Linked DNA regions of Homo sapiens: region 1 is linked to region 2. The links are chromatin loops, found by intact Hi-C in ENCODE. Cell type or tissue: B cell. All regions are shown on one strand. Each heading gives the region's core, and the rest is flanking DNA. Links, peaks and the distances in the headings are about the cores only. Region 1 has its middle 19 kb from the start of LMBRD1. Region 2 overlaps COL19A1 (collagen type XIX alpha 1 chain).

Region 1 (5,393 bases), core at 87-5,086, 66 kb after region 2:
GTGCAATTATTAAAAAGGTTATATTAATTAGGTCTCTTTTATTGTTGCAAAGACAGAAGTTCCTTGAGAATATCTTAACTCATGTGGAGCTTATTAAAAGGCTCCATGTGGAAAGCAGAAAAACAGAAATCATGCTCATTCATCTTGGGGAGTCAGGAAATTTCCCCAAACCAGGCCCCCCGCAAAAAAAAAAAAAAAAAAAAAAGAATCTCCTTCTGTAGGGCTGGTTTCATGGACTTCAGAATGTAGAAAGTCATTCAGGAGCCAATCAATTCTATCAATTCTTACACTAAATATACTTTTTCATCCTTTCTCTTATTTGCTACTTTGATTAAATATCCACTTACCTCCTTCTTTTGGATTCAGAGCTTGCATTTCTCCCTTTCTCATTTTTGATTACTCACAACCTCTGCCTTCTTAGTTCGATTGCCAGATATTTGCTATTACCTTCTTTCTGTACACCTTTCTCCTTCTCTGTTTACTAACTGGCCAACTACTTCTCTCCCTCTTTTTTCAAAATTCAGAACTTCATGAATTTGCATTCAGTTTATACTCATTGTCATTTTGGGCAAAACTCTTGGGCCTGACCCCCTTGTTTCCTACTTTGCAGTCTACAGACTGGCTGTTCTCCTCTTCCCCAATTTTATCATCTGGCCAAGAAACCAGAATCATACCAGGTATAACATGGCCACTAATGTGTTCCACTAGTCCCTGCAACAAAGGGTTATGAGCAGGGTTCAAAGGGCCTGCGGACATGAGAGGCAGTTGGCAACTATGTCTGCCCAAACAAAGATGAATGTCAATATTTATAATGACTTATAACAACATTCAAACTACCAATCACAAAATTTTGTTGGCAATATAACACCTATGTGTACAGAGGTTGTCAAGATAAGTTATAATGTGATGCCCAGACACTTTTAGGCTTCTATCTTGTAGATTACAAACCCTCAGCTTTCTGAAGCACAGGTGAGTGGTTTCATGTGAGTGGCTTTGTGTGAGTCCTAGTGTTATAATTTTTGGTTATTCAGGTATTTTCTTCTAGAGTCTGATTTTATATGTACATAACACATTAAAAATATGTAAATAATTATTTTGGGAGCCTATAAAATATTTTAGCATAACTATTACAATAGACTAAATCAATAGTAATAATTTTAGTGCTAAAATTTCAAGAAGCATTTTATAATTATCTTATTTAGTAAAGCAAAACAACAATAGTTGAGAATTCTCTAAGTCAATTTTTTATTCTGCATTTTTATTTTCACAAAAATTTTACAAAATTAATACGAGCCTATATTAAATCATCTGGTTCATTTGAAGTACCTGATAACTGAGTACTATCTTGCAGTTTATATTTTCTGTCTCTTTTGCATGGAGTAAGTGTAAGGTAACAAACTGAATGTGTGAAAGTAGTTCCTTGGTTGGAACAAAAAAATGTCATGGTAGAATTGATGGATCCTGTGACATATGATAATACAGGCTTACTAACCTCACAAGAATCTCTTTAGTTAGCCAATGTTATACAGTATTCACATTGTGAACAAATGGTTTTAAGAATACTGTCATGTACATCCCATTTTGTAATTAATATTTCATTAGCAGAAAATATGCAATGACAAATAGTTCTATTTCCAGTTCCAGCAATAATTAGATTACATACCCATTTAATACATATTTCAATAGTGCCAGTACTCATATTATCTCCAAGTAAAAACAAACATTTATACAATTATCAAATGACTCCACTATAAAACTGGCACTCCAGGATTGCTCACTGGCAGAGATTTAGTTAAGCATAAGGCCTGATTATACTTAATTTGCAAACAAAGACTTGAAGTTATTAATACCATTTTGTACCATATACTTATGGGAATAGACATTTTCTACATTTGCATTATTGAAATCAAAATGTCAAAAGAGATTAATTATAAAACCAGACATGAGTCTGCATCTTTCTACTATTAAACTCAGGACTGAATGATTTTTTTTCAGCCAAATGCCACTATGCATCACATTAAAATAATGTTATTAACATGATTTTATCTTCTTTTTAAGTTTCACTTGAATTTTTATTTGTTGTAAAGTTGTATAAGGCCTATAAAATTAAGGCATTCATCCATTGTTTTACATTTTTACTTATTTAAATAGCATCATGAAAATAAGTTGTCATTAGATTGCCCCAAAATGTTTTCCCATTTAAAAAGGACTAATTTATGTATTGCTCAAGTTAGAGAAACAATGGCTAATTGTGGAAGAGATGGAGGATTTTATTTATGTTTAATTCCAAAACACAGAGCTACTTCTCAAAAAGAAGGCAGTTAGGAAAAGAAGACCCAGATACTTAGCAAGATATTCGTGAGTGAGAAAGGTGTACTTGAAAAGGCAACAGAAAGACGGAAGCAGTGATGGGGGCACTGTTAAGCAGGAAGTGGTGCTTAGTGTGAAAAGCCAGCCTGTCTGTCTGTCAGGAAAGTTTTCTGGGAAGGAACCAGAGAGAGGGCAGTGAGAATTTTTTTCTCATCTGCAAGGCGGATCCAGGAGACAAGCTTTTAACTTTGTGGGGGCTCCTCCTCAAGAAAAAGAATGGAAAATTATGAATACAAAGTTAGACTCAAAAGTAAACTTTAATTTAGAATGAGAAAAACAGATTAGAAAATTTTAACAGATGCCGAATACCACAGACATCACAAAATCTAGAAAATAGCCTTCATTTTGGCTCCACACTTTCAAAAATAGACCTCTGGTCTTGCCTTTGTGTCATAGTGCACATCAAATTGGAATCATGGGCAATAAGAATATTCCTGAAAGCCATTGCTACACCTGGATGCCTAGCAATAATTTAACTAAACATGAGAGTAACTCCATGTAAATACATCCCACTCAACCTAAACTAAATGCATCCCTAACCCTACTTAACCTGAGCTGGAGCCTCAGAATGCCTGCAGCCACTCCAGTGATACTCATATGAGGCAAAATGTGAAAGTGAAAATGGAAAGAGACAGTGGTCTCAACAGACTGAAGCAAAAATACATTACTTACAAAAATTTACAAAAAAACCATAGGTCCATGGGAACACATTGCTAGGCCTTTTTTTCCACAGGACCATGGAAAACACCTGTGCAAGTGGATCATTGGCGCTGAAGCTCCATTAACATGATGGTAAATCTGCCCCTGCAGACATGTGAGAGAATATGAGAGTGAGGTCTAAAGAGAACTTAAAAGAAGTATAATTACTCTAATTACCCTTTGGTAATTTCTCATGGGCGTGAATCAAATCTCCCTTGCTTCTAATTATATTTTTATGCCCAACTGGTGTTTCTTTGAGTGTGAGTCCATGAGACTGGATTACAGGTAGCTCCAGAAACGTATAAGTTACAAGGTAATTAGGTAATAGTAAACAGATGATTGATTTGGGTACATGGTAATGGTAAAGACTGAATGGTTTTCAAGAAACTTGTGAAAACTTGTATTTGCACATCAGGAAAAAAAAAAAAATCTGGCCTGAAGAAAGATGAGTTGTAATCATCAGAAATGATGGGACAACTCTCTATCTTTCACGAAGCTCCATCTTCCCTTGAAAATTAAGCTTATTCTAGTACTGGTCAGATGTTAATTGACATACAGACTTAGCAAAGAAAAAGCTGTATGTGTGTGTGTGTGTGTGTGTGTGTGTGTGTGTGTGTGTGTGAGTTTGCTTAAAAGATATAAAAAGGAAATTTCTTGAGAGTTTTCCGTTGACAGATCAAAGTGAGTGACTGAAGCATAAGTCTCAGATCATTGATGTTTATTGAGCCAGCCTGAGGGTTCACCTGGTTAAAATGCAAGTCACAGATGCATTCTGTGATTGTGTTTTCCAAAGAGGTTCTCAGGAAGTTTAGTATTTACATATTTTCCTTTAAGAAAAGGGGCGGGCAGGTAGCAGTGAAATTAATGATTACATACTTGTAAGGTTTTTAGTTAGTGCCTAATAAATCTACATTTTACATAAGATAAGGTGAACATGTGAAGAAAAAGGGAATAGAGGAAGCAGACATCTCAGGCAAGGGTAAAAGAACAATTGATTTCATCTTGTCTTTGTTCTGTACCAGGAAAGATAAGCTAGTGATCAACATTATCAGTGTGGAGTCTTTTGAAAGGGCTAGTTTCTGTTTAGCCCTCAGAGTAGAAAGCCTAATGGTGGTTAGCAAGGGAGGGGGTTATAATGAGGCATGTCTGAACATCCATCCTGTCATGACTGTAAATTCAGCTTCCAAGATTTCTCTCGATTCCCCTTGGCCAAGAGAGATGTCCGTTCAGTCAGTTGGGGGCTTAGAATTTTTTATTTTTATTTCTCACTATCAAATTTAACTACCCAATCTGCATTCCATTTCAATATGAGAAAAGGCTTCTGTGAAATGACAATCCATCTAGAAAGTATGCATGTGGACATATGTTTATGTATTGAAAAAGTAATTTTAAAAGTCAAAATTTGATATCTTATTGGTGCTAGATTTTTTTTTCTAAGTTCTCATTTGTAGATATAGCATTGGCTTTTTATTTGGTACAATTCTTAAGCTGTATCAGCAAAAGGTTATCTATATGTGATGCTAAAAAATGAAATAGATACAGAGCCAACATTACTGAAGTCATTTGGTCTATCAATATTTGATTAAGTACATAACAGAGTAAAATAAAACAACCCAAAATTTAAATGAATAAACCTTCATTTCAAAATTAAATGGAAATACTAAAGGCCTATACAAATTTTGACATTGTTCCTTCTTGTTATTCAGGGCTAAACCTAGCCAGCAGTATTTTTTATAACATCAATTTATTCATATTTTTAAAATTAGAAACATCCTTTTAATAGGAAAGCTGTATTTTAATATAAAGCTGAAACATTATATACTTAGTTATTCTGCAAATAATTAGAATCTTTTTTGAACTATAGCTATCACTGGCTGTCTTCATTTTGCACAATACAAAATGAACAATAGACTTTAATTAAAACAAGGATATTCGGCCTTTTCTTATTTAGAAATATCAGTTTCTCATTAACTACTCAAAAATTGAAATAGCATTGTTTTTCCACTATTGCTAGAACATGAAGTATCTGTGAAAAACGCCCTCTTTGTCTTCACCAGCAGTCCTGTTTTCCTTGGTATTATTCTATTTAAACAAGTCTTTCCCCTTCTGCTGAGTGTCTTCCATTTGCTCCTCCAGATACACGTTCCATCCTTCTCCACTCTGCTCTGTGCCCCAGGAGGCTGATCATTATGTTTGCAATAAATAGGCTCCCTTGCCTTCTGTTTTCCTGTTAAGTACATTCAAAAAGAGTAACAGAGTATTTATCCCCTGGCTCCCTTCTTGAGGGACTGTAGGTGACAATGGCTACTAGAAAGCTCTTTCCT
Region 2 (5,393 bases), core at 76-5,075:
GAACCTGGGAGGCAGAGGTGGAGGTTGCAGTGAGCCAAGATCGCGCCACTGCACTCCAGCTTGGGCAACAGAGCGAGACTCAGTCTGGAAAAAAAAAAAAAGAGAAAAGAGCCAAAGGAAGGCAGCTAGATCATATTTGGGTATATCATTATTTTATCTAGATTACCTACAAAGAAAATACATACTTTAAAAAAGATGTTTACCCCTTCTCCTTCCAAAAATTAGAATCCTGAGAACCTAAGAACATAGTCATCCAAGAGGAGTTAAGATCACAAAGCCAGCCACTCAATGGTAGAGTGGAAAGAAAACACAAGTGTCCTATAACCAACTTTTCCCCCTCTGTATTGAACATTGCTTCTTAAATACATATTTTAAACAAAATAATAGCATACCTAAGAAATTATCTTCATTCTTTAGTAGAAGTGCATTATGCTCCCACCCTCAGTTTTAAACATGTGCTTAAACACACACACACAGAAAATCACTTTTCCCCTTAATCTCTGTTTTATCCTACTGGTTTGACCTCCTATTGTATTGCTAGGCATTCTAATCTTAAGATAACATCACATCTTTTGTTAAACATTTTTCCTCTCATTGGTCTGATACTTTTTTTTTTTTTTTTGAGACAAAGTCTTGCTCTGTCGCCCAGGCTGGAGTGCAATGGCGTGATCTTGTCTTGGCTCACTGCAACCTCTGCCTCCTGGGTTCAAGTGATTCTCCTGCCTCAGCCTCCCAAGTAGCTGGGATTATAGGTGCCTGCCACCACGCACAGCTAATTTTTATATTTTTAGTAGACACAGGATTTCACCATGCTGGCCAGGCTGGTCTTGAACTCCTGACCTCAGGCAATCCGCCTGCCTCGGCCTCCCAAAGTGCTGGGATTACAGGTGTGAGCCACCGAGCCCGGCCAGGTCTGATACTTTCTATACCCATTCATATAAATCTTCAGTTTAATACAGTATTAATCATAGGTATGTTGAAATCCCTCTTTTACACTTTTTTTTTATTATTATTCCCTGAAAGTATGTTGAATTCCTTTTTTCTCCTCTCGAATGGCTAAGAAGCTCAGATCAGCTAAAATCCGTTATTTTAATGTTTTGTTTTTTCAACTGATTTAATACCTGAAAGATCTGTGTATACTGCTAATACTCAGACTGAAAATGGACTAGTTGCTCTCTGGACACAGAGGCTTCTGGCCTTAGGAAAAGCCAGGGGATGAGGTCATTCCTTGGGTAATACAAAAACAAATGGGAAAATCAAAGTTACAGTCATCGTGCAAAATAAATGTAAACGAGTTCTGTTATACTCTTTGCAGTTTAGTGAGGGTTCTTGTATTACTTATACACCAGTTTGCTGATTGCAGGGAAAGAAAACATAATTTGTCTGGTCAAGTTATAACTTATATTTTAACTTTGCTAAAATGCACATATCTCCACACATCTGTACTTTAATAACAATGTATTATGAATAATACAATATGACAATATTCAATTAACTGTGACATAAGGCTACCAAGAGGTAATGAGGGGCATACATTCAGAAGCCTGCCTGTCCACCTGATATCCGGGAAGGGTCCTACATGGCAAAGGTTGACCATCTTCCAAGAGGTCTCATAGGACAGGATTTATTGCTTTGGTGAATTTACCAGTGTCCAAGGTCTAGCCTTTGACCTTGCAGGCTTAGAAATCAGATTTTGACAACACAGAAAGCACAGATGCATTTCTCAGGAGCATGTACCCTCACACCTCCTCCCCCTCATTCACTTGGCTCCAGTCCCCCAGTTTTTCTTGCTATTTCTTCCACATGCCAAGCATGCCGCCGCCTCAGAGCCTGGGGACCAAGTGACTGCTTTCCAGGTGTTCACGTGCCTTGCCCTCACACTGCCTTCATGCCTCTGCTTAAATGTCCAATTCTTCCAAAGGAAAATACCTAGTTAGAAGCTACATTATTTATCTAATCATTGTGAAGCTTTCCTCCACTTTCAAAATTTAGGAGTTACAAAGTACATTTGTCAATGAAGGATTTTTACATGGTACCAATGTTGAACACAAGAATTTCTTAAAAACACAAAATAAAATTCTCTATATAACAGCATACATTTTACTCTGAGTTTAAGCGTGAAGTGTTTGCCAACTAGTAAAAGCCACATTTTGGAATAATAGGTTTTTTTCCTTGTAATTCCTTGTAATTAATAGAAAACTACCTTAGAAGGGCTTATATGAATAGTTACAGGCCTAAATTTAAATTTATAATCAAGTCAATCTGGACACTTAAACTGAAGATTTATCATAATGAAAGGAAAATGTGTTATTTAAAAAGCATTCTGTCATTTCTATTTATTTAGCCTGTTTTTTTAAACTCTGGTTTTCTGTTTCTTATTGCTTTTTATGATGATATAGTACTTTTGCCTTAGAACAGATTAAAGAAAGTAGATGAAACTTTAATTATTTGATACATAGTCTATATTAGAGGAAAGAGTTTTAAGCAACTAATTAAAGCAAGTTTTGAGATTTTCTAGCATTGTATATATTTTAACACAATTCTCTTCCCCACCTTCTTTTGACAAGTAACTGAGCTGAAACTGCCACATTCAAATGGAAGTTCATTTGCAGTGGGAAAATAAACAAATATATCTTATCCCATGATCTCAATAGGCAAATTGACGAAAGAATATGAAATGACTGAATTCCTAATACCTTCAAAATTTTAAAATTCAAGTTATTATTGAATCTCTCCATATTACTCTTAAATTCTGTCCCAACTGTGACAATTCCAGGTAACTATTTAACATACCATAGAGTTAAGGTACAGCAATTAAAAGGTCCAATCTATCTGTCATATATTTAGGTTTAATAGTAAACTGTTGACAACTTCACAGACTCCAGCCCTGAAACCCTAGACTCTCTCTCAGATTTGTTATATTTTATTTTTAGATGTAATCACTTCCCTCCGGTAAATGGTTAGTGACCACACGCGCAGGTCTGCACATGAGGAAACTAAAAAGGGAACCTTGCGCTGTGAACCAGATACACAAGACACAAGAAGGGTCTCCTTCCAGGCCATGCCCAGCTTGTCATCTTCTTCAACAATCCCTTTGATAGTGCTGTGCTGACATTTTCAATTAATGCAAATGATACTTGAAGTTAAGCAATTTCCATCACACATTCAGTACGTGTTGCTTTACGAACACCCTCTACCAAATAGCATGATAAAAACAAACGTAATTTTTTCTTTTATTAATTTCCCTTAATGCTTCATGTTAAGTGAATCTTGTTAGGGTTCAGATTAATTTTGAATTCACATTGTTGGGAAAATCTTTCAAAAGATTAATTCAGCGAAGTAAATTGGATCAGAATATATGCATTTTGGTAGTCCTATACATCATGTAACCTGATTAAAGAGTTGAGATACTAGAGCTACAAAAGCAAACATTCAGGGGAATCCCAAGATGGGGAAGTGTTAGTTATGCAAGATGATTACGTTCTAGACATCTGCTGTATAGTACCGTGTTTATAATTAACAGTACTGTGTTATACACTTAAAAATTTGTTAAGAGGGCAGACTTCATGTTAAGTGTTCTTATCACAATTTTAAAAAGTTACTAAAAGCAAACAATAAAATAAAATAACAAAAAAAGGTAACCTTGGCATAAAATGGTGCATAAAATGCAAGGTAACCAGGTGAAAAGAAAAAAGAAAACCAAAATGTCTGTTAATTATCCCAAAGGTAAGTGTTTCTCTAAGAGTTTTCCTCAGATAATCCTGCATTAGATTCATCTGTGGAGCTTGTTAAAGATGTAAATTACCAAATCCCACCCCAGTACGACCTGCAAAATGGGAATATGCGATAGGAGGTCTCAGGAATCAAATACGTCAGGTGATTCTTTTTCATGTTAAAATTGGAGAACCATTTATTTAGGTCCTTCAAATCCTTGCTATCATCAAGAACATTTACTACCCACTAGCATGTGCCTAAAAACTGTCCCTATTCAACCAAAGATTCATTCTTCCTTCTAACTAAAAAAGTCCTGTCATATCAGATTAAATTGCAAAGCACATTACCTACTATATTTCTTTACAAAAAAGACAAATTCAGAAGAGTAGAAATCGTATCAGAATAAACTCCGCTGCTCTAACATCTCTTTTCCTTTTTTACATAGTTGTAGTTGCCATGAGTCACAGCTGATTAATTTCTCACTGAAGAAAGAGTTTCCCCCCCAAATTGTATGACAGCCACAGGATGTCTTTTGTACAATAACAGAATATTCAAACTTTCATGTGAATTATTTTAGGAAATGCACCTTCTGCCAAATAATAAAAAATCATAAAGACTTACATAACACTCTGAAAGACTACGATGTGTTAGATCTTTATGAGTAATTATATTTTATGTGTGCCTCAAACTCAAAAGTCTCTCTAGAGTGGGTTTATACTTGTTTAGCAAAAATTATTGAAAAAATATTCAAAACAATAGGCACAATAATACAGTCTCAGAGTACATAATCATATGTGATTATCATCAGAATACATTATATGTGATCGTTTGCATAGGAGAGATGAAGTTTCTCTTTCCCTAGCAAATGGCTTCTCCAATGTGCCTAATTCAACCTTGTAATATGAATTGCATTTAGCTAAGTAACTTATACACACTCAATGTTCAAGAAAAGTCTTCCAAATTAACCACATAATCAATTTAAAAAAGCAGAGATGAAGGTAAATATTTCAAATTGCCCTTAAGCCTTTTGGAAATATTTATGAAAAGACTGATACATTTAATAATTGCAAATATTGTCTATTTAGTTCAAAAGGTGCTCTAAAGATCTGTCAACCTTTTGTTTGCCTCATCTGAGATACTACAAAATGAACATATAATTAAACTACATTTCCTTTTATACCTCCTATCCGATTTTTCACTTTTTCCTAATTAAGATTAGATATGTCCTTGTTAATCCTAATTAGTAATGAGTTTCCATACTTATAACTTGAATAATTATTGAAGAGGAAAGGGAAAGATACATAATGTCATATATACACACAGAGGCACACATGCATGTATGTATACTTGTAAATATTGAAGATGAAAGGAAACATAGACTAATATACTATGCGTATGAAAAAAATGAGGTAATTTTAGGAATTCCTAATGTGCATCATGGGAAGATCAATGGAAGAAAGCAATGAATTGTAATTTATTCTGTTATAGTACATTAATCTATGGCCTTTTCAATCTTAACAAGATTTGTTTTAATGACTTAAAGGCTATAAATAACATTTGGTGATTAGGCAAAGAGTTGGCCTGGATACCTGTCTTGTCCCTAACGGTCACGGAAGTGGAAGCAGGAAGCAGAAATATTGACATCCAAAGCCAAAGTTTCCAAGGGCCAGTGAGTCTCA

What was found. Hi-C counts contacts between places; a loop is a spot of excess contacts. Peaks named below come from ENCODE experiments on the same cell type or tissue, not always from the same donor. Only the 100,000 strongest peaks of a DNase experiment are listed, where the experiment ranks them.
Region 1: a loop joins it to region 2, with 2.8 times the contacts of the local background. A loop is called at or near these places in 1 of 110 quality-filtered maps.

The regions. Positions count from the first base shown.
Region 1 is chr6:69,813,800-69,819,192 of GRCh38, reverse strand. No RefSeq gene overlaps it. Among named protein-coding and RNA genes, the nearest start is that of LMBRD1, 19 kb to the right of the region's middle. RefSeq lists enhancers at 2,688-2,757, 2,868-3,187. In B cell, for the core only: no CTCF peak of the experiment used is centred there; DNase peaks (open chromatin) are centred at 2,402, 2,942 and 3,912; H3K4me3 peaks cover 2,654 bases; H3K27ac peaks cover 3,649 bases.
Region 2 is chr6:69,879,569-69,884,961 of GRCh38, reverse strand. COL19A1 (collagen type XIX alpha 1 chain) reads right to left here. Exons shown (of 51, transcript NM_001858.6): 2 at 5,304-5,393. Among named protein-coding and RNA genes, the nearest start is that of COL19A1, 16 kb to the right of the region's middle. In B cell, for the core only: no CTCF peak of the experiment used is centred there; DNase peaks (open chromatin) are centred at 1,826, 3,031, 3,431 and 4,151; H3K4me3 peaks cover 2,978 bases; H3K27ac peaks cover 5,000 bases.